4 separate regions of the Homo sapiens genome follow, and regions 2, 3 and 4 are each linked to region 1. Evidence: chromatin contacts called from ENCODE Hi-C or POLR2A ChIA-PET data. All regions are on one chromosome and are shown on one strand. The core of a region is the stretch at or near the end of the contact, and the rest is flanking DNA. Distances in the headings are between cores, read along the strand shown. Region 1 holds the start of LINC02391 (long intergenic non-protein coding RNA 2391). Region 2 holds the start of LINC02404 (long intergenic non-protein coding RNA 2404). Region 3 overlaps LINC01619 (long intergenic non-protein coding RNA 1619). Region 4 overlaps LINC01619 (long intergenic non-protein coding RNA 1619).

Region 1 (5,494 bases), core at 2,216-4,715:
ATGTAGAATTTTCAATTTCCCCAGTTTATCCTCCAGAAATTATCACTGTGATATACCTGTGATTGCTGAAAGGCTATCGTACATCTGTAAATGGGCATGCCATTCCTGGTACCTTCTAACTTTGTGATCACTGTCCCCATGCATAAAATATGGAGTCCTGCAGAGCAGCTAGAGAAAGGGTAAGTAGCTCAGAGTCTGTATCAATGGGGAGCTGTTTAAAAATTGATGTTATCAAGTAGGTTCACACATTAAACACCCAGAAAATGTTGGGCCTCCTCCTATGTGGTTTTCCTGAATTCTTGATGCAACCTAGAAGAACTAACGTTAAAAAGTAAAGAGCACAGTACAGACAGTAAGAGTTCTGTTTGTGAAGACTAATACAGGAAGTGATGCTATGTCTGATTCTAGAATATGGTTAGAGTTTCACAGACAAGAAACAAGATCTGTAACTTGATAATTATGTAAATACAGACCTATGTGCAATCAGTCTAGAAGCTCCCTGAAGGCAGGGATGGGTTACCCATATTTTGTCTAACACTTCTTTACATTCTTCTAAGGTGCGTCTTGGACACAATAATCATTGTGAACATACTTGATAACATCAAGTATTAAATTGGGGAAATCAAAAAATACTCCAAAATCATCATTTGCTATCTACTGCATTACTGAAATATCTCATCAGAACTCTCTTTTCTGTGATTTATTTTATACACATTTACCTTGTTGTGCCAGTTTCATTTACATGCTAGTGGCCTATACATAAAAAGGTGTAGTAAGTGTTTTTTATCTAGTTGAAAAGGCTTTAAAAAAGACTTTTGTAACTTGTAACTTTTTCACTGGTTAAGTAGCATCTTAGGAAACAGGGAGAAAGCATTTCAGTTCATTATTCTTCTTCATTTACTGAGTAAAAACCATATGCCAAGTACCATACCCCTGGAGAGGGTATAAGGAGTCTGAGTGTATTACAGCTCTTACCCCCAAGAAACCACAGCAGTGTGGCTAAGTGGAAACTCAAACAAAACAGCATATCAGTTGACAAAAATTTACACATATACATTAGATTCATCGTTGCTGGATATTATAAACCATTCCTGCCATAGTTGTGAAGGACCTATTTGATCTATAGGTCTAAAATGAACCTGTTTGATATCAGAAGCATATGGCAGTAATTGACTTTCAACAATTGACTTTCCAAATTATCTATACCTAAATAATCCCAGAAAAATTATTCAATTTCAGTTATTTCAATTCAGTAGTTTGTTAGGTAGCTGAATTCTTTTTCAGTTTATGGTTGTGGTTTGTGGGTCCAGCCTACAAGAGCTTAACTAAATCTCTAAAACTCCAACATGATTATATGAGTGTATATATACACACATAAATATATGAATATATGTAATTTATATGCATATGCACACACATATATCTGAAACTTGAAATATACCATTTTTGTTCTCTCACTGTCGAATTATGAAGCACAGATCTAATGGTCAGGCTTTTCACCCAGACTACTATAGCCAGCTGTCTTTAGGAGAGTGTGGCTGAGTCCTTGTTATGCAGACAAGAAAAGGAATATTTGAAAGTGCAATGGCCCTGCAAGTGCTCAGATATTCATTGCACACCATGATGATTACATCTGAGAATCTGTTCCTCCTTTATTCTATTTTTTCTTAAGAAATGGTCTTCTCTTTAGGAATGAATATGTGGAAGCAAAATGACTAGTTTATAACAGGCAGTACTCAAAAATGTTGTGAGTACAATGCAGAAACCTAACAGTGAAATTGCAAACTGAGAAAAGGAATCAAACAAGGGCAGAAAACAAGCGTTAAGGCTCGAGAATAAATTACGCATAGGACAAATTGGTACTCATTTTGAGAAGGAGAGGAGAGGTGAATTTAAACAGTCAAGTAATAAAAAGTCATTGTTCGGTAGAGGCTGTCTAGTGTAATGTTTAACAGCATGGACTGTATCCCAAGAATTGAGTCTGAAACCTGAATCTCCCACATACGAGTTCTGTGACATTGAGCCAGATCTTAAAGTCTCTAAATTTCTCTTTTGTTTTGTTTTGTTTTGCATGTAGGGAGAGGAGTATATACTTCCTAAGGTTGTGAAAAGGATGGTTCATAATAAAAGTATGTAGCGTTATTGAGTACATACTATGTGTAGGAATGTTACATGAATAAATTTATGAACCTTCATATTAACCCAATCTGGCAAGTACCTGCACTATTATCACTATTCCTATTTAGTATTTAAGAAAACTCAGGTTTGACTGGATTAGGTGACTTGTCCAAAGGGATACAGTTCAGATTTTTTTTGTTTTTGTTTTTGTTTTATGTAGCATAGAGACTTTTTTCAACTTTTAGATTCAGTGGGTATACATGCAGGTTTGTTACCTGGGTATATTTCATGATTAAAGCTGAGGTTTGAACATGGCAGAGTGATTCTAAAGCCCGTGGTTAAAGGACTATGCTGTCATATTGGCATGTAAAGTGCTTATCATAGCTTAGCATAGAGTAAGGCTTCCACATGCAAATCAAAAGAGAAACATTAAACATTAGCTGAAGAGGAAAACCAAATCACCCACCAGGAGGAAATTGACCTGGCCCTTTCTCCCAAGTGTATCACATGATATGATGTGTGCAGGTGTCAGATGATGCTGAGATGGCCGACAGAGCTCAATTCAGAAACAAGTGATGAGCTCCTTAACAAATTCCCTCAGGAGAGAACTGCCTCCCCTCCCCTTTCAAACGAGGCTGACCTTGAAGTTGTGCCTAAATTGCTCACCACAATCTCAGGCTCAACTTGCTAACTCATCTATCCAAAACACATGCATCCCCGACTTCTCCCTATTTCATGGGGTATCAAAAATAGAGACTTGAACCTCATAAAGTTAGTACAGGCCGGGGTGTTCACCATCTTCATAGCTGATTTACAGTTGCTTTATTAAACTGCCTCTGATCTGGTCAGCAGGCTATGAATGTGAACACCTAGTTAGAGCTGACCTTGAATCCCATTGGAACAGTAGACTTCTTTATTACATTTGAAAACCTAAAAATGTTCAAGGGGAGGTGGAAGGGAGGAGAGGCAGGCAGAGGGTGCTAGGTGCTTTGTTCAACCACCATGGTTCCCTCTGTCGAGATGGAAGATGGCTGTTGCTTAAAGCTTCTGCCCATCTTTGTCCTCTGGAAATATTTGTATTATACAAATCAAAGAATGGAACGCACCTGCCTCCTCCTCATTCTTCTCCCCTCCCCGACACTGGAATGAATGCATACTCTTCACACAGGACCCACAGGAAACCTGTTACCCCAAGTAACTGTTGCATTCTCATGTGTTCAGTCACAGGAAGAATTTCAGTTTCTCTCTTCCCCACGATTGGAGATGAGGCTGAGGTCACGGGAGAGAAAGAGCCCTGTCTTGTCTCCCAACAAGAGGGGTCTGTGCAGCTGCTGGGCCCACAGCAGACAGAAGGCACGCGGCAGCTGAGGCTCTTTAGAAGGCTTCCCACCCACTTCCTGAGTCTGGCTTTGATTTCTTAAAGGGCAGATGCACTTATTCCAGAGTCGCTCCCTGATTCAGCTGTCGGGGGGAGGGTGGAATAAAAAGCTAAAGCAACCATTTCCTTTTCTGTAGCTCCTTTGCTTTGTCTCAGATCCTCTTTTCTGAGTTATCTGCTACTAAGTCTGTCTCTCCTTCCGCTCAGAGCAGCAGTGGCTGAGTTTTGTCGAGTGCTAGATAATCACTGATCTTAATTATAAACAGCCTCAGCTCAGAGGAATGGTTTTGATAGGAAAGTCAACACCAGGACGCAAGATGGGTAGGTAGCAAAATGGAACCCAAGCCAGTTTTCCAATAAAAAACAGACAAAATATATTTATAAGTAAGATTCAATTCATCCTCCACGCAGTAGCAGCCTGGAGGCTCCTTGTGAACTGACCTCTGTCTACTGTCCCCTTTAAACTTTTTTTTTTTTGATACGGAGTCTCACTCTGTCGCCCAGGCTGAAGTGCAGTGGTACAATCTCGCCTCCCTACAACCTCCACTTCCTGGGGTCAAGCAATTCTCCCGCCTCGGCCTCCCGAGTAGCTGGGATTACAAGCACGCATCACCACGCCTGGCTAATTTTTTTTGTATTTTTAGTGGAGACGGGGTTTCGCCATGTTAGCCAGGCTGGTCTCGAACTCCTGACCTCAAGTGATCCGCCTGCCTCGGCCCCCCAAAGTGCTGGGATTACAGGCTTGAGCCACCATGCCTGGCCACCCCTTTAAATTTTATGCTTCAGTAATAGTGTTGATTTTACCTCCAAAATACAGAGCTGTTTCATGCTTCTGTGCCTTTGTGGACTCTTCCCTCTGCCAGAAATGCCTTCTTACTGTGTCTTCCTGGAAATATCTTATTTGACTTTTAAAAACTGGTGCAGACATCACCGCTTCATCTCCCTCCAGTGTTTTTCATTTAATTGGTCTGGGATGTGGCCTGAGCCCTGGGAGTTTTAAGTGCTCCCCAGGTGATTCTAATCTGCACCAGAGTTTGCCAATCACTGCTTAAGGCCAGCAGTTTTCAGACTTGAGCAGGCATCAGAAACAGCTGGAGGGCTTGTTAAGGCACAGATTGCAGGGTCCACCCCCTGAGTGTAGAATTCAGTAGCTCTGGAGAATTTGTATTTCTTTCTTATTTTGTTTTCTCTTTTGTTTTGTTTTGTTTTGTTTTGTTTTACTTTTATGTTTTTGGATCTTGTTGCATACCAAGTTTTTTTTGTTGTTGTTTTTTGTTTTTTAAGGGATTTGCTGATGTTTTTACTATTAGTATTCACATTATTTCCTTTTTTAAAAAAATTTATTTAAAACAGACAAAAATTTTATCTATTTATGGTGTACAACAATGTTTTAATATAGGTACACATTGTGGAATGGCTACATCAAGCTAACTAATATACGCATTACCTTACATGCATGTCATTTTATTTTATTTATTTATTTATTTATTTATTTATTTTTTGCAGTGAGAATTTGCCTTTCTAACAAGTTCCCAGATAAGGCTGATTCTGCTGGTCCTGGGATCAGGTTTTGAGAATCAATGCTCTATTCAAACTCGCTAGCTTGCACAGGTTCCTTACATTGCACTTGTCACCCTGCATTGTCATCCACTTATTTGCATGCCTATTTCTGTCTTTTGAAGGTAAGGACTTTAGCTTTTTTATCACATTACAGAGCACTGCACCTGGTGTATAGTAGATGCTCAACACATGATCACTTAATGAGTAAATATTCAGGGTCTAGTTGTCACAGAGAAAGAAAGTCATGTACAAAATTTATGTCAACTTTTAAACATAAATTATTTAATCCAATAAATATCCCATGCCTCTAAATTTAAATCTAGAAAGGAGTTCTCTAAGCCTCTATGAATGACATCTTGGATTTTGGTGACAGGATTGTGTTGGCAAAGTACTCCTCAGTACACGAGGATAAAAAGGCCCTGTGCAAAAGCAGATTGG
Region 2 (5,494 bases), core at 857-3,356, 490 kb before region 1:
CACATCTAAATGTAATTATTCAATGCCATCAGTCATAATGGAAATATAAATTAAAACCACAATGTGACACTAATATACACCCATCAGAATGGCTGCAATTAAAACTAGCAACAACAAGTGTTGGTGAGGATGCAGAGCAACTGTAACTCTCATACATTGCTGATGGGAGTGTAAAATGTTACAAACACTTTGAAAGAAATTTTTACAGTTCCTAATAAATTTAGATATAGTATGTATGCCCTTTAATTCAGCAAACTCCTATATATTTACTTAAGGAAAATAAAAATAGATGTCCACAGAAAGACATCTATAAGAATGGAAATAGTAGCTTTGTTTGTAATAGCCCAAAACTGGAAACAGCCCAGGTATGAAAATAATGGAAAAACAGTGACATATTCTTTTAATGGACTACTACTTGACAATACAAAGGAATAAACTGTGAATACACTCAATGGCATAAATGCTTGTCCCAGACATTATGCTGTGAAAAAAAGCCAGACACAAAAGAATGCATGCTGTATGACTCCATTTATATAAAGTTCTAAGAGTGGCAAAAAACAAAAACCAGAAAACAAAAACAGTGGCTGCCTCTTAGCAGAGTGGGAGGGGTTGACTTGGAAGAGATATGGGAAAACTTTCTGAGTAATAAAAGTAATAAAAAATACTTTTTATCTTGATAGGTGTGTGGGTTACATGAGTGTATGCATTGGTCAAAATTGTACAGTAATTGAATATATATAAATCTTGCCTCAAAAACAACTAAAGAAACAAATATTAATAAAATAGGAGAAAATGGGAAAAGAGGAAAGGTGAAACAAACATGACATTGATAGTTGATAACTACCAAAACCAAGGTCAGGACATGGGGAAATATATCATTCTGTTTATTTTGATATGTTCAAAATTTTCCATCATAAAAACTAAGTATTATCAAATTCTTAGTCATGTGTTGTATTAGGGTAATTAAAATACAAATTAGTAGTGAGTTTGAGGCCAGATTGCTCATCATCCTGGCCCAGTGCAAAAAGCAAATCTGATCATGTTCCCTCCCTTCTTAACAATGTTAACAAACTTTCCATTCTTCACCCTGAAGAATAGTGTGAATTCCTCAGAGTGGCTTTGGTATGAAGAAACTTCATACCATAGATATATGTGCAAAGCAGTGTGCAGAATTCTGTTAGTTATATTATTTATTTAGACTGAGACCATCTCTATGAAGGTTTTATAGATAAAAGTGTATATCAATGAAGGGACTCAAAACTAGATGGATAGTGACAGGGCCTACAGAAAGTTCAAATTTTGGATTCCTTCAGCTTTTTCCTACTTCGATTGTGATAGAAAGAGCTCTAAGATTCTGACTCCTGGAGTCCCCAACCTGTTATAATGTCCTCCCCTTGAATGTGGGCAGAGTAAGTGAATATGGTGGGATATCACTGACTACTAATCATGTGACTTTGAGTTCATCAAAAGGGGGGATGATCCTGGGTGGGCATGACCTAATCAGATGAGTGCTTTAAGGGAAGCGGAAATGGGATAGGGAAGCTCTTCTGTTGGCCTCAGAATGAAGCAAACTGGCATGTTCTGACAGGGCCTATGGAGGGGCTGTGTGGGTGACTTCTAGGACTTAGAGGGGTCTCCAGTTAACAGCTAGTTAGAAATAATTTTCCCAATTGCACAGCTTCAGATAACTGAATTCTGCCAATCACCATGTGAGCTTGAAAGAGGTCCCTGAGCCTCAAACGAGATTATAACCCCAGCCAACTCCATGATTTCAGCCCAATGAGACTATGAACAGAGGACCCAGTTAACCCATACCCAGACCCATAAAAGTCTTCAGATAATACCTACGTGTTTGTGATGATTAATACTGAGTGTCAACTAGATTGGACTGAAGGATGCAAAGTATTGATCCTGGGTGTGTCTATCAGGGTGTTGCCAAAGGAGATTAACATTTGAGTCAGTGGGCTGAGAAAGGCAGACCCGCCCTTAATCTGAGTGGACACCATCTAATCAGCCACCAGCCCAGCTGGAATATAAAGCAGGCAGAAAAACGTGAAAAGACTGGCCTAGCCTCCCAGCCTACATCTTTCTCCCATGCTGGATGCTTCCTGCCCTCAAACACTGGACTCCAGGTTCTTGTTTTGGGACTTGGACTGGCTCTCCTTGCTCCTCAGCTTACAGATGCCTATTGTAGGACCTTGTGATAGTGTGAGTTAATACTTAATAAACTCCCCTTTATCTATCTATCTCTCTCTCTCTCTCTCGTTAGTTCTGTCCCTCTAGAAAACCCTAACTAATACAGTGTTGTTTTGAGCTACCAAGTTTGTGATCACTCATTATGCAGCAGTCAAAAATGAATATGCCCCTTCTCTCCCTATTTCTCTCAATGTTCCAGTCACTCTGAACTTTTCTTAGTTTCCTAATTAAAACATTCCTTCCATAAATTTTGTTCTGCAAGAACTACTCACTTTGCCTGTAATGTCCTTATTATCTTTTCTGCCATTTGATTATTTTTTAACTTTTATTTTAGGTTCAGGAGTACATGTGCAGGTTTGTTATATAGGTAAACTTGTGTCACAGGAGTTTGTTTTGCAGATTATTTTCTCACCCAGATACTAAGCCTAGTATGCAATAGTTATTTTCTCTGCTCTTCTCCCACCTCTCACCCTCAACCCGCAAGTAGGCCTCAGTGTCTGTTGTTTCCTTCTTTGTACGTCCATGAGTTCTCATCATTTAGCTCCTACTTATAAGTGAAACATATGGTATTTGATTTTCTGTTCCTGCATTAGTTTGCTAAGGATAATGGCCTCCAGCTCCATTCATGTTCCTGCAAAAGACATGATCTCATTCGTTTTTATGGCTGCATAGTATTCAATGGTGTATATGTATCACATTTTCTTTATCCAATCTGTCACTGATGGGCATTTAGGCTGATCCCATGCCTTTGCTATTGTCAATAGTGCTGCAATGAACATTCACGTGCATGGGTCTTCAAGGCAGAATGATTTATATTCCTCTGGATATATAGCCAGTAATGGGATTACTGGGTCAAATGGTAGTTCTGTTTTTAGCTCTTTGAGGAATCACCATGCTAATTTTTTCAATGGTTGAAGTAATTTACACTCCCATTAACTGCCTGTTGAGTATTACCCATCCTTCAGAACCCAGATCAACTCTTCCTCTCCTGGAAGACTTGACCAATTGCCCCAGGCAAAGTTTATTCCTCCCTGCTCTAGATTTCCACCATACCCTGTTCTTTCTCTCCCTTCCTTCCTCTCTCTATTTCTCTTAATAGCATATAAATGAGTTGAAAGCAGAAACTCATAATATTCATGCTCAAGTCACTTTGAACTAGGATATAATTATGCTTACAACATAGTAGCCACTCAGTAAATAGCTACTGGGTTAATACACATACTGTTTTTCATTAGAATGCTTCTGGAATTTATTTAAGTTAACAAATATTTATTTTTCAGAGCCTCTGAAAGCTGTAATGGACAATAAGAAGATGAGTAGGGCATGTTTCCTATCTCAAATAAGTGGAATAGGATTTGCACAGAAAAAATAACTGCAAGGCAAAATACGACCTGTGTCACATAAGAAACAGAATCTGGTCTGTTGGGGGCTTCTCAGAGACAAAGAGATGATGGTCCACAGGATGGAGCATCTCTCTGACACTTCCAGTGTGTATTTTAGGGAGGAACACCTTTCCATCATTATTGGGGAGGTTGGAACAAAGAAGGGGAAAAACAATGGCAGTTCTTATCTTTCAGGTAGCTGTATGGTGAGCATTCCTCTCCCAGCAATCTGTTGTTCTTTGTGAGCAGACTGGAGTGTGACAGCTGTGAAAACGATCAAAGGCAGGTCCCAGACAGGAGAGGGCTGATGACAATGCCAGTTTCCCTCTAAGACCCTGTGGACAGCAGGGCCATGAGGGATGCTGTGACACAGAGTCTTGCTTGATGCAGTGTGTGGTGTTACTCACAGGAGTGGGTTCAGCCACTCTTGGTGTGAAACCCAAGGAAAATGTCTCTGCCGCAGCTGATGTCAACATGTACAGCATGTGACCAGCTTGCATTGTAAGTCAGACACCCACATCCTGTTGCTTTACCCTCTCACCAGTTCTCCCTTTAAGTGATTTATCAAAGAGGATATGCCTTATTTTTTTCATATAGACGTCTGTTATTTTTCAGCAGAAAGGAGATGTGTGTATGAGTTCTGCAGAAGTCCACCAAATGTGGGCCAGGGTTATTTCCCTGGTGATGCTCTGAAGCTTTTGCCAAAGGACAAATGGTAATTTGACACATTTAATCATTTGTGTGTTAATTCAACATCACTTAAACACTTCCTTCTTTAAAGAAATCTCATCCATTTAGTTTGCACCATTCAAATAAACTTGCAGAAAATTACGTAGAGTGTTTGCGGTATTAAAGTCCACTTATACTTTAAGCCAATTAGACATTTCGATCTGGCTGTTTCTCTGAGCTTACAAAATGCTGTGGATATAAAGGTGTGGTTATGTTTGATTTGGTTTTATGTTTTTGAACTTTGCCCATTTAATTAACCAGGCTAAAATAATAATCAGATTATTAGATCAATGTAAGTGCTTATAGGAGTTCTTTATTTTGCATTGGATATTTTTAGCTCTGCATGGGAGGAGAGGAAAGAAAAAGAAATCAAGATTTACTGAAAATAAACTAAGATGTTGGAGAAACTTACTCTACTTTTTTCTAGTTCGGAATATCCCTTCAATTCACATAGCTCTGAATCGTTTATGGAATAAATTTGATAGCACCCTAGTTACCTGGGGTAAGAATCACAGAGAAACCCCTCCCTTAGCAGCCACCTCACTGTGGGACTTTCCAACACTTTGCCCAGTCCCTAATGTACTCATTGTAATGATGATGACACATGTCTTGACAATATGTCTCCATGCTCAGAAGTAGAACATCTCCCATGTTTCTGATTGTATTTCAAGCTTTACTAGAGCTGTCTGCCCACCACAGTCTGATGTCTTTAAACTTGGCCTAATTTTTTTCAAACTTTAGTTTGGCCAGTCATACCAATTTTCCAGGGTAAAGAGATAATATTGCCTTCTAGAGTTGGAGGTAGATATTAGAGACCATGTTATCTTCCACTATCAATTTCCAACATGATGGTCTCCATTAAAGTTAGTAGATGCTTACAAGGCTACCACTGGTTTTCACATTAAATGTGATGTGAAACATAGTTTGTAAAAATACGCTCATGACTTCTAAGTTATCAAGGAGCTCTTACAAAGGGTTCTACTTTTCACCTCTTTACATTAACTGGTTTTATTTTTTCTTAATTGGCTTCTGCAATGAACCATGGGTTGGCCAAACTGAATTCCAAAAGTCTGAAAGGTCATTTATGATGGAAAACAGGATAAATAAAAGAGATATTATAAAAAACAGATAATCCTTAACTTTTGCAAGTTAATCTCTAAAAAAACTGCTGACACATTCTCATCCAC
Region 3 (5,494 bases), core at 2,110-4,609, 370 kb before region 1:
AATACATATTGAAGGATAAGATAAAAGAACAAATGAAATACACATACTGTATATACATATGCATATATACACATACCGTATATACATACACATACATACACATGACAGTGCATATACATAATCATCCTTCTGTGACAAATTGCATTGCTCTCTGCTTATCTGAGCTCTCAAAATGCAATTGGTAGACCTGCAGAGGGTATATGAGAGAAGGGAAGAAACTGATCACAAAAGAGTTTGCAGGGAATGTTCTTGGTAGCAGTTGTACTCTAAGCAATGACCTCACGAAGCACATAGGTTTCCCTCTGTGAGTGCCAAATTTGCCAGCCTCCTTCTGACACCTGGACAAAAACACAAAAACATCATTCAACCCTTGGATGATGATGTTGATAATGATGATAATGATGACGATGATAGCTAACATTTACTGACCAACTTCTATGTGTCAATCCCTCTCTACTCTCCCACTGTAGCCCTGGGTTAGGTAACATTGTTTAAATTTTACAAATAATGCAAATGTGCCCTCAAGAAATTAAGAAATTATTTTAGTTTATTCTGAAAATAGGTGGATGTTTCAGGACCCAAACCACCACATGAAGGTAGCAAGAGCAGCGTGCTTCTCATCCATGACCAGGCAGGCTAGCAAAGGGAAAAGCAGAGGTGATCAGGTCTATGTCCGCTTGCTGGAATTAGTCATGGCAGAATTCAGGAAGCAAGGAGCCGTGGCCTTTGACTTGCACTTCCTTCTCCCAATAGTCTTTTTTTTTTTGCACAAGTCATTATAAATCGCCTGGTCTCATACCATGAATGACTGTAAAATCCTGGAAATGTCTGGATTCAGACTTGGCATTTTCCCCCCTAAGACACCAAAGGGGTTAATCTCTGGCCAGTAATCAAAGTCTGGCAGCTTCTACTCCACACATAATGGGCATTGTTGTTCCTAAGAGTTTGTCTGTTTTTTCTGGCGGCTTTACTGTTTGGAACCAATTCTAAAACAGAAAAGGAAAGAGTCAATCTGCATTTTTTATGCACACATGCAACAAAACATAAGGCTGGTCATAGAACTGTTGTTTTGCTAGATTTCCAGGAAAGTTGTTGGCTTACTATTGAGAGAAGATGACTTATTGACTAAAATACATCTACCTCAAAAGGGAATTCATTTATATATGTAAGTGAGACACACATAATATCCTAAGGTGCTGCCTTCTCTCAGATATGAAGCAACACATTACAACTGTATTAGCTGATAAGTGAACTGTGGCTGGCCCACCCATCTGCATAGAAAATCCATTTGTGTGACGTTATTAATGTGCATGCTCATCAACCTTCCCAGGTCAATTGCAATCTCAGGACATGTTTGTCACTCCCACCTGATGGGCCCCCAGATGTTTCCATCTGAAGCCACGTGAATATGTCTTACTAAGTCACCAATACAACAAAATCCCATTACAAAACACCCGACTCTATTCCAGTGGAAAAGGCCAGGTTTTCTTTTTCTTAAATTTCCAATCAGTCACAAATCAACACTTTTGTATAAACCAAAATCATGCACTTAGATGTCAAAATAATGCACTTAGAAGTCACTAGCATTCTTAAATTGTTATATAAGTTTCTAAATAATTATTCACAGTTTCTGTACTCACCTTGTCATGAACCAATAACAAGCAGTTTGCAGATCAAACTCATCCATGGACCACACTTTGCTAGACCACTTTCTAGATGAAGGTTTCCAAACTTTTTCTATCAAGGATGAGAGGGCAAATATTTTAGGATTTGCAAGGCATGACTCAATTCTGTTGTTGTAATGTAAAAGCAGCCAGAGACAATAAGAAAATTAATACACTGTGTTCAGTAAAACTTTATTTATAAAAGCAGACCACAGGAGAGATTTGGCCCACCAGCTATAGTTCACCAACCCTTGGATGATGATGTTGATAATGATGATGATGATGATGATGATGATAGCTAATATTTACTGACCAACTTCGATGTGTCAGTGCCTCTCTATTCTCCCATTATAGCCCTGGGTAAGGTAACATTGTTTTAATTTTACAAATAATGAAAATGTGACATCAAGAAACTAAGAAATTATTTTAGTTCATTCTGAAAATAGGTGGATGTTTCAGGACCCAAACCACCGTCCCTAGGCTCACACTATACTACATATATAATGATTGAGACATCTTTTTCACAATTAATAAAAAAATTTAAAAATACTAGTATAATCTTGGTCATTTTCTTCCCTTTATCTCCCCACCCATCATCCACCTCAACAGTACCAAGCTCTTAGTGAACGATCATTCCAAAGAGTCTGTATATAGAGCAAGAGCCAGACATGAATACAGTCTGAAACAAACACACTCATTCAAACATACATTTATTCATTCAATAAATATGTATTGGGTGCTTACTCTGTATCAGGCATGAGTCCAAGGAATGGGGCTATAGTAGTGAGCAAAACACACAAGATCCTGTCCTTAAAAAGCTTACATTCTAGTATGGGGAAGTAGACAATCAGCAAATAAATATATTATGTTGGGTATTAAGATTCAGGGTTCAAAGAAAAATAAAGCAGAGTAAATAAGAGAATAGAGAGTGACAAAGTGCTTTTTTTTTAATCTAACTCTTTTATTATCTCTTCTTCACCAACTAAGATATGTACACTCCCAGCAGAGCTGTACTTTCAAATGTATCTACTAGGTATAAGCGCACATTTATAAGATGTTTTTGTACCATATTTGTACCAGTTATATTCTGCATAATTGTATAGAAAAAGACACTGAGAAAGAAACTATTTCATTAATTCATGCTGCAAATATTTATTGAGCACCTACGCTGGGCCGGGTGATATTTTTAAAACAGGGAATCCAACAGTGAGCCAAACGGACAAAGATGCTTGCTCTCATGGACTTCCATCATGGCCAGGAGAGTGGGAAAATAAACAAAAAACATAATAAACACATGTTAGAAGGTGATATGTAAAATGGAGAAAAGAAACGCACAGCAAGATAAGGAGATCAGGAGTACAGAGGAGAAACCAACAGGTTATAATTTAAAATAGTTGAACAACTTTCTCTTGATCAGGTAGTATGCAACTAAAATAACCCCCATTTGAAAATCAAGCCCTGGTTTTTAGTTCATTCATTCCTACAGTCAATGTGTCATCAACTAAAAGAAAACACAGGATGTTTTGCGTTGAATGTTCTATTTAAGTCCATAGAAAGAAATGTTATTCTTTCTAAGTCATTTTTGCCCTTTCCTTTCCCTTGCTTCAGAAAAAAATATTAGGGAGCTGGCAGCTGAAACAATGTAGGGATGGGAGAGGGGAAAGGAAGGAAAAACTAAAGGCCAACATTCATGCCGGTTGACTGTTTTAACAAGGATGTAGCTGTGATCCAGCCCTCCTGGATCCCAGTACAGCCTTGCTAGGAAGCCCACAAAAGCAGTGAGGACAGACAGTGAGCATTTTCCATTAAGTGTGGCATTCACTTTTTTCAAAAAGTTATGAGATGTTAATATAGATTTGAATTTTAATCAGATTTAATATGGGAACAGAGTATTTTTCTGCAAATGTGAAATTTTTCTAGGCTTTTGGGAAAATGTCATCCATATAAAGGCTAACTACTGTTTTACCTATAAAACTGCCATTCTTCATTGGTTTTTCAGGAAAGAAAAAGTACGATGATACAATGAAATATTATTGCAAAGATTTCTTATTTCTTGTGAACATTAATGGTTTCTGAGGGTATTTTAAAAATCAAACTAAGAACGCTTGTAAGCTTAAGGCAAGGATTACAGAATTTCAGTTAATAAATCAAGAAAACAGACATAACAAATCTATTTCTTGATAATAATAGTAATAATTTAAGAGCTCTCAACAAATTCTTTAAAATATCATGTAGACTTAGTGCTAGAAATGCCAATAGCAGTAATTCTGCCTCAAACCAAAAGGGGTTCAAAGTCAGGACTGCATGTCCAGAAAAAAATATACTTAGTGGCTACCACTCTCTGCTGCCAGCAATGTAATACTATTATCTCAGATGTATTGTGTTAGCAGCTACTGTATATCAAGCATTTTTCTGAATCCTTTTACAGACTGTAAAATAAATACTTTAGCAAACCCTTACCATAGCCATGTGAGGGAGACATTGTTCCCATTTAACAGATGACAACATTGGCTTAGAAATGTGACATAACTACCCAAGGGCATACAACAACTAACACTGGAATCTAATCCACATGTGTCTGATTCTGAAAGCAGCACCTTGGCCCATATTTTCTCCCTTCTTTTTTTTCCTCTGCATTACTTTTTCCCCACATACTCTTCCAAAAATATGTACTTATTTTACTATTTTTACAAAATTTTTGGAATATAATTTTTACATATTTACTACATCTAGTTGATTGACCAATCAGTGTATTCTGTAAACCTCAGGAAAGAAGTCCTCTGGGTTGTTACAGGGCAGGCTGGATCCTGGGAGTCACTATTATCTCTCTTAGATAAATCAAGCTGTTTTCTACATGACTAGTTTATCTAACAATTCATTGGTCAGACATCAGATAGGAACTCTCCCCCATCCTCAATCCGCTTCCTACCCACCCTCAACCCCAAGAATTCTCTAAAGGCCACTAAAAATCAAAAAAACAACATCAGAATTAGCATTTGCTGGAAATTAGGAAAATAGTGACAGAATTCCCTAAACCTCCTTTTTTTCAAGTCTGACTTTTGTATTCCTTAGAGAAAACAAAGGCAAAACCCCTTAAAATTGTGTTTGGGGGATGGACCTTTCCTGCAAGCTTGATATTTTCCATCTGTGCATATATTTGGATGTCTAAGCATGTGTTTATAACATATAATCCCATTATTAAATATACAGAATAATAAGAAAATATATTGGAGAGAGGGAAAACTATTTACTCAAAGGATTTTTTTACATTAAAATAGAAATCTCTACTGCATTCTTTTGCAAAATAAATTGCTAGGAACTGTGAGATGCCCATTTTTCTTTCTAACTCAGACCAGACAGGCAGACTGAGAAACTAAGCAACCTATGGCAAAGGCAGAAGGAAGGTGTGCAATGAGGGAATGGGGCAGCTCAGCTGGTATGCTAATGAGCTCTCCTCAAAACCATTGGCCCAAAATGTCTTAAATGGACTTCCATTTATAAAAATTAAATGTACCCATTTTTAAACTCACATATATAACCTATAGAAAGATCTGCCTAGGTAGTAAACTTGAATATGTGTATCAATGAATGAGAACATTGGTCTATGGATGTCAAGTCTGGTATGTATCAGAAGCGCTTGGAGTGGTTTTTAACTTAGGTAATTTGGGCACCACAGCTGACAATTCTGATTTAGTGGATCTGGGAGGAATTCAGGCATGGGCATCTTAACAAGTCCTTCCGAATCCACCCACATCCAACCACCATGTACATATATACACGTGATTCTGAAACACACCTAATTCTAGGCTATTTAATGGAAAATGGTCGAT
Region 4 (5,494 bases), core at 2,199-4,698, 300 kb before region 1:
TTTTCACGCTGCTGATAAAGACATACCCGAGACTGGGCAATTTACAAAGTAAAGAGGTTTAAAGTACTTACTGTGTCACATGTCTGGGAAGGCTTCACAATCATGGTGGAAGGTGAAAGGCACAGCTCACATGGCAGCAGACAAAGTAAGAGAGGTTGTGCAGGGAAACTCCCTTTTATAAAATCATCAGATCTCATGAGACTTATCACTATCACGAGAACAGCACAGGAAAGACCTGCCCCCATGATTAAATTACCTCCCACTGGGTACCTCCCACAACACATGGGAATTCAAGATGAGATTTGGGTGGTGACACAGCCAAACCATATCACCACCCTACCTTTTTAAGTCACCTTTTGCATTCCCTTCAGCCTCCTTTATACTCCTTCAAAATCCATCTTTTAAGAGCAAACTTCCCTTCATTCAATCAACACACTCTTATTGAACACCTACTTTGTGCTTGCTACCCATTGTCCTAGGTCCTAGAAAGACAATGCTAAGAAAAAGAAATGCAGGCCCAATCTCTGCCCTGGTGGACTTTACAGTGTCTAGTGATTAAGTTTCAGTCTTGTCCCAGTTACTTTACTCTAACAAGAAAACAATCTCCCTGCTTGCACCTCCTTTCAAATACTCATATCTGTTTCACCCATTGGACACTTATTAGGTACAGCTATGTAGAATTCGTCATCCTATTCAGGGATTCTTTATTAAGGGTAACAATAATAATAATATCAGTAACTTCCATTAATTGAATGTCTACCCTATGCCAGGCACTCTACATATACTGTCTCTCGTCCTCACAATGACATTGCCTTGAAAGAGGTAATTTTTCTCTTTTTACTAATGAAGCACTTGCAGCTCAGAGATGATAAGTAATCTGCCCAAGGCCACATAATTAGTAAATGACATTATCAGTGCAAGAACCCAGGTCCCCTGGCTCTGAAGGCTCTCTCCACAACACAGCAAGCTGTCAGACGTCTTTGTTGCATCATGCATTGAGGTAGTGAATAGTCCGTAAACAGTGAGGAAGGGTAATGTGAGGAAAAGAACATGGTTTTGGAAAAAAAACAGACTGGCATTCAACTCCTAGCTATGCCACTTACTAGTTATGTGACCTTGAACAAATTCCTAAACTTCTTTGTATTTTGTTATCCTCATTTTAAAATCACCACAGCAAAAATAAATAAATAAAGTCATGTATCTCGCAGAGCTGCTGTGAGGATTAAATGAAATGATAAATATCTGGAAAAGCAGCATGTATATAATAGGCTTCCGGCCAATGCTTCTTCTCTTCTTCCTTTGTTGATGCAGATCAGTTAAAAGTTTGCCATCTATCTTTTTGTTGCTCATATAAATTCCTAAGTTTGATACTAAGAAACACCTGCAGAAGGGTCTTTCAAGCACCTGCAAGTATATTAAAGAGGCAGATACAGGAACTGAGAGATAAAGGCAGTATGGTTGAGAGGAGATGGAAAACCAATCTAGAAACCAGGCAGTGGGAGGCTGTGTGGTTCCTTTTGTTAGGAAAACTTTTCAAAGGCAGAGTCCTTGAAGCTTTTGTGCATCAAAAGCATTTGAAATGCTTTCCTCGGGTGCACTTACATAGTATTGCTTCTGTGGCAAAGAAGGTATAGTCTTGTCAAAATGCTATTGATTTTTTCAGAAGGAATCTAGAGACTTCATTCACCAATGAAGCCCTGCAAACAAGCCCTAAAGCCCACTTTTTTTTCTATAAATTGGTCACCCACTCCAGAAAAGAACATGGCTAATTAACTAAAGGTTCACATTTATTCAATCTGTACTAGGTACTTTGATAGACCTTGTACATCTACCATTTCCTTAATCTTTAAAGAAAAAAAGCTTTTTAAGGTAGGAATTATAATAAAATTGACACTCAGAGAGGTTAAATATCTTGCACAAGACCACACAGTTAGAAATCGTTGGTGAGATTTGAACTGATTGTTTATTTATTCAACAAATATTTATTGAGTGACTACTATGGGCTGAGTCTGCCTGTTTCTAAAGCTAATGCTCTTTTCACTATCTAATTCTTCCTGGTAAAATAAATAACAGTATTCTCTGTCTGTTACAATGTTCTTTCAGAATGCAAAAGCAGTTTGGCCAGAACATGATATGCTCATGGCTCAGAAAAGATAATCGGGCAGATTGGCCTGGCCAGGCAAGTGTCCATATGTCTCAGCAGCACTCCACGTGTATCCATTCATCTCAAAGCTAGATTTTTAAAAAAGAATGGTCCACTATAGTCAGGAGTGCCATTCTCGGGAAAGTATGACTATCTGTGTTTGATTACTTCTAAAACTTTATAACGAGGATACACTTCAGAACATCTATTTACTAGAAAGTTGAAAAGAGGTGAAGATCAGTACACGCGACTCACTAAAAAAGGAAATTATAATTTTAGTGCCTTACTTTTATATAGGCAATAGTTCTTTCCAGTGTACTATTTACAACATAAATGATGAGATTTTAGCCCCATACCATTCTGTATGATCAGGAAGGGAATGGTTATTATGTCCATTTCTCACAAGAGGAAACTGAGGTTCAAGTTGTCAAAGTCATTGGTACTTTCCAAATGTCCAAGTTCACATCATTATTTAATGGCAGAACCAGGATTTATCTTAGGATCTTTCTGCTCTTTCCAATGTACAATCTTCATTGGTCAGAATGAGCTAGGTTGTATTAGATTGTATTGCAGTAATAAATGGCCTTCAGATCTCAGGAGCTCACTATAATAAAGATTGATTTCTTGTTCATGTTCCTTGTCTGCTGTGGGTTTGGTCTGCTTTGTGTTTACTCCAGGACTTAGCGGACAGAACAGCCTCTATCTGGATCATTGCCAGTAATGTGGCAGTGTGAAAAGTGCAATTGATGGACCTCACACTGGCTTCTAGGGCTTCTGATAGAAAGTGGCTTTCACCCTTATTTCATTGGCCAAAGCAAGTCACAGCATTGCCCACATGCAATATGGCAGGTGTGTATCATCCTTTCACAGGGAGGGGCCCCAAATAGGCATAAAATTATTTCAGTTATATCAGGGTAGTAATGTATAAAGTGGTTGTCAGCCTCCCTTCCTTGTAGCATAAAGTTATTCTTTAATAAATGCGGTACTGACTAAGAATTATTTTAGGTATAATGAGCCAAGCAGTCCACTTAAATCATGTAAAAATTAAATAATTCAATAAATTTAATATTTAAAAACCAACAATTCTCAACTATCACTGTTGAGCACTAAACCCTCTGCATTTGCGAAGAGAGCAACTTTCACTCTGGGAATAAACTTTCCGTTTCTGGCAAGAGAATTGGATAGCAACATTGAAGTTCTACTGTGAATGGGCGTCAGGGTGTCATATTTGAATGTGTAATGAGTAAACATTGGCAGAAACCCCCTTTGCCACGTGACTTCAAAACAAACACCAGTCAGTAGGGAACTACCAGCTGTGCCCAGTAGAAAAAAATGCGCTCATATATTTTTCTTCCATGAGCAAAAAAATCCCCGCCGAGATCACCTCCCCTCAGAATGTAGGGCACGAATGTGTTCTCACATGAGTTCAAGAACAAAACCCCACCTCTGGAAAGTCCTCCTGGCAAAGTCATTTAAACAAATTGCAGAGGAAGACAGAAGTAGGACATGAAACAGAGTTCAGGCATTCACAGAATCTTGCATTCCCTTAAATCAATTCTCAGCTAAAGGAAAAAAAAATACAGCAGAGTTGGGGAGTGGGAGCATTTAGCAAGAGTTTAAAGTAGCTGATTTCTAATGTTGACTACATTATAATGTCCCTTACAATCCTAAGATTCTATGACTCCATAAGTTTATGTGATGACAAAAAGTTTCTGCTTTTTCAAGTACAGAAAAAAAAAGAGAAGAGGCTATGTTTTATGTAATAATAAAATTTAACAGAGAACTGCACCCTCCCACCTCCAAAAAAAATGTCCTGGTGACTATAAAGTTGTCTTGGGCTAGGCAATCTGCATATAGAATTCTGTTCCTTAAAAATTTTTTGGCACTGAGTCAGAACTTGATTTGTAGAAATGACACCTCCCCAATACTTCTTTTAGAGCAGTGAGGGGGAGGTAGAATGAACTGAGTTAGAACTTTACCTTAGACTTTTTGTAAAGGTCACCAAAGGGAAAATCCATAAAGAGTCATTGCCCTTTAGTCACTTACACGTATGAAATGTGTTGTCCTAGGATGAAAGAGAATCATTACTGTACATCACATTTCGGATTAAATAATTGTTGTGTCTTGCTTTTTTTTCATGACTTTAAATAGAATTCAGGTTGAAATGAACCTGGATTAATAGGAGATGTTTCTAAATATGTCAGTTGTGCTTTTTTGATATGCATGGATGTCATTCTACTATTTTGTTGGCATAATTGCTAGCAAATCCCCATAACTGATATTCAAATTTTAGTATAGATGTAAGTAAAAGTGTGTCCAGTTATCAAAATATAGATATAAGTAAAATTGTGTCTTAGTTATCAAAATACCAAATTTCATTTGAGCAAAAGAAATGAGGGGAGAGAAGATGGATATATTAACTTCTCTGATAAGCAACATACTACCCTGCTGCTTTCTCTAGCTACTTACTACAGAAAGAGTGCATGGTCATGAGATGCATGGAGTCTCTAGTATCTAACTGAACACAAAGAAACTTCTCTAATGGCTAGTCATGTTAAGTGATACAAGAGATGCATCCACTGGAAAAGACTGTGGCTCACTTTGAGGATGAGTATAATGTCACAGGATCAAAATATTTGAAAGAGAGAATTTGGAAGCTAAGGTTAATTTAGAATCTATAATTGCTCAGAGTTTTCTTCCCCTCCACAACCAATTCAAGTCTCTCTTAGACTCCTGAATCAAATAGCTGGTGGAGCCCATAAGTAGTAGCAGAAGTCAGTGAAACTAAATAGAGGATCAATAATTGTATATACACACATATATATATGAATGTATGTATACACACATACATGTATGTATATGGAAGTGTATACATAGATATATATCTATACATTTTTTTTCTTTTTGAGACAGAGTGTCATTCTGTTGTCCCAGCCGAGTGCAGTGGCACAATCTCGGCTCAATGCAACCTTTGCTTCCTGGGTTCAAGCGATTCTCATGCTTCAGCCTCTCAAATAGCTGTGATTACAGTCATGTGCCACCATGTTCAGCTAATTTTTGTATTTTTAGTAGAGACGGGGTTTCACCGTGTTGGCCAGGCTGGTCTTGAACTCTTGGCCTCAAGTGATCCACCCGCCTTAGCCTCCCAGAGTGCTGGGATTACAGGTATGAGCCGCCATGCCATGCCCGGACTATATGTATGTATTGAAGATAAACACATACATATATGGAGATTATAGATACACATATGTATATCATATATATCCATACATCCATACATATGGTGTGTGTGTGTATATATATATATGTTTACTATATGCGTGCACACACACACACCCCCCATATATATAT

Evidence for each region. A loop is a pair of places that touch in the nucleus more often than their neighbours do. ChIA-PET counts read pairs that join two places held with the same protein, here RNA polymerase II (POLR2A). Pooled maps may share reads with other maps.
Region 2: a map of naive thymus-derived CD4-positive, alpha-beta T cell shows a loop between it and region 1 (2.5-fold over the local background). The contact joins the promoter of LINC02404 here to the promoter of LINC02391 in region 1. A Hi-C loop is called at or near these places in 2 of 168 maps with a recorded cell type or tissue (CD4-positive, alpha-beta memory T cell and naive thymus-derived CD4-positive, alpha-beta T cell) and 8 of 50 pooled maps. POLR2A ChIA-PET finds 5 or more read pairs at or near these places in 1 of 52 experiments (naive thymus-derived CD4-positive, alpha-beta T cell).
Region 3: a loop to region 1 is called in a map of naive thymus-derived CD4-positive, alpha-beta T cell, with 2.5 times the contacts of the local background. The contact joins the enhancer-like site here to the promoter of LINC02391 in region 1. A Hi-C loop is called at or near these places in 1 of 168 maps with a recorded cell type or tissue (naive thymus-derived CD4-positive, alpha-beta T cell) and 7 of 50 pooled maps. POLR2A ChIA-PET finds 5 or more read pairs at or near these places in 2 of 52 experiments (CD4-positive, alpha-beta memory T cell and activated naive CD4-positive, alpha-beta T cell).
Region 4: a loop to region 1 is called in a map with no recorded cell type, with 4 times the contacts of the local background. The contact joins the enhancer-like site here to the promoter of LINC02391 in region 1. A Hi-C loop is called at or near these places in 2 of 37 single-sample maps with no recorded cell type and 4 of 50 pooled maps. POLR2A ChIA-PET finds 5 or more read pairs at or near these places in 3 of 52 experiments (CD4-positive, alpha-beta memory T cell, activated naive CD4-positive, alpha-beta T cell and naive thymus-derived CD4-positive, alpha-beta T cell).

Annotation. Positions count from the first base shown.
Region 1 is chr12:92,360,367-92,365,860 of GRCh38, forward strand. It overlaps LINC02391 (long intergenic non-protein coding RNA 2391), which reads right to left and starts at 3,466. Exons shown (of 5, transcript XR_007063404.1): 1 at 3,225-3,466. The region is part of intron 1 of LOC105369902 (a long non-coding RNA gene); the gene reads left to right. RefSeq lists enhancers at 2,449-2,538, 3,019-3,068.
Region 2 is chr12:91,873,197-91,878,690 of GRCh38, forward strand. LINC02404 (long intergenic non-protein coding RNA 2404) reads left to right here and starts at 2,107. Exons shown (of 3, transcript XR_945201.2): 1 at 2,107-2,208; 2 at 4,197-4,293.
Region 3 is chr12:91,987,457-91,992,950 of GRCh38, forward strand. It overlaps LINC01619 (long intergenic non-protein coding RNA 1619), which reads right to left. Exons shown (of 5, transcript NR_132341.1): 3 at 1,641-1,737; 4 at 77-187. Among named protein-coding and RNA genes, the nearest start is that of LINC02404, 110 kb to the left of the region's middle. Within about 2 kb of position 3,360, at least 2 of the 41 ENCODE cell types and tissues checked have a DNase peak (open chromatin) inside an H3K27ac peak, as active enhancers do.
Region 4 is chr12:92,061,788-92,067,281 of GRCh38, forward strand. All of the region lies in intron 1 of LINC01619 (long intergenic non-protein coding RNA 1619), which reads right to left. Among named protein-coding and RNA genes, the nearest start is that of LINC01619, 78 kb to the right of the region's middle. Within about 2 kb of position 3,449, at least 10 of the 41 ENCODE cell types and tissues checked have a DNase peak (open chromatin) inside an H3K27ac peak, as active enhancers do.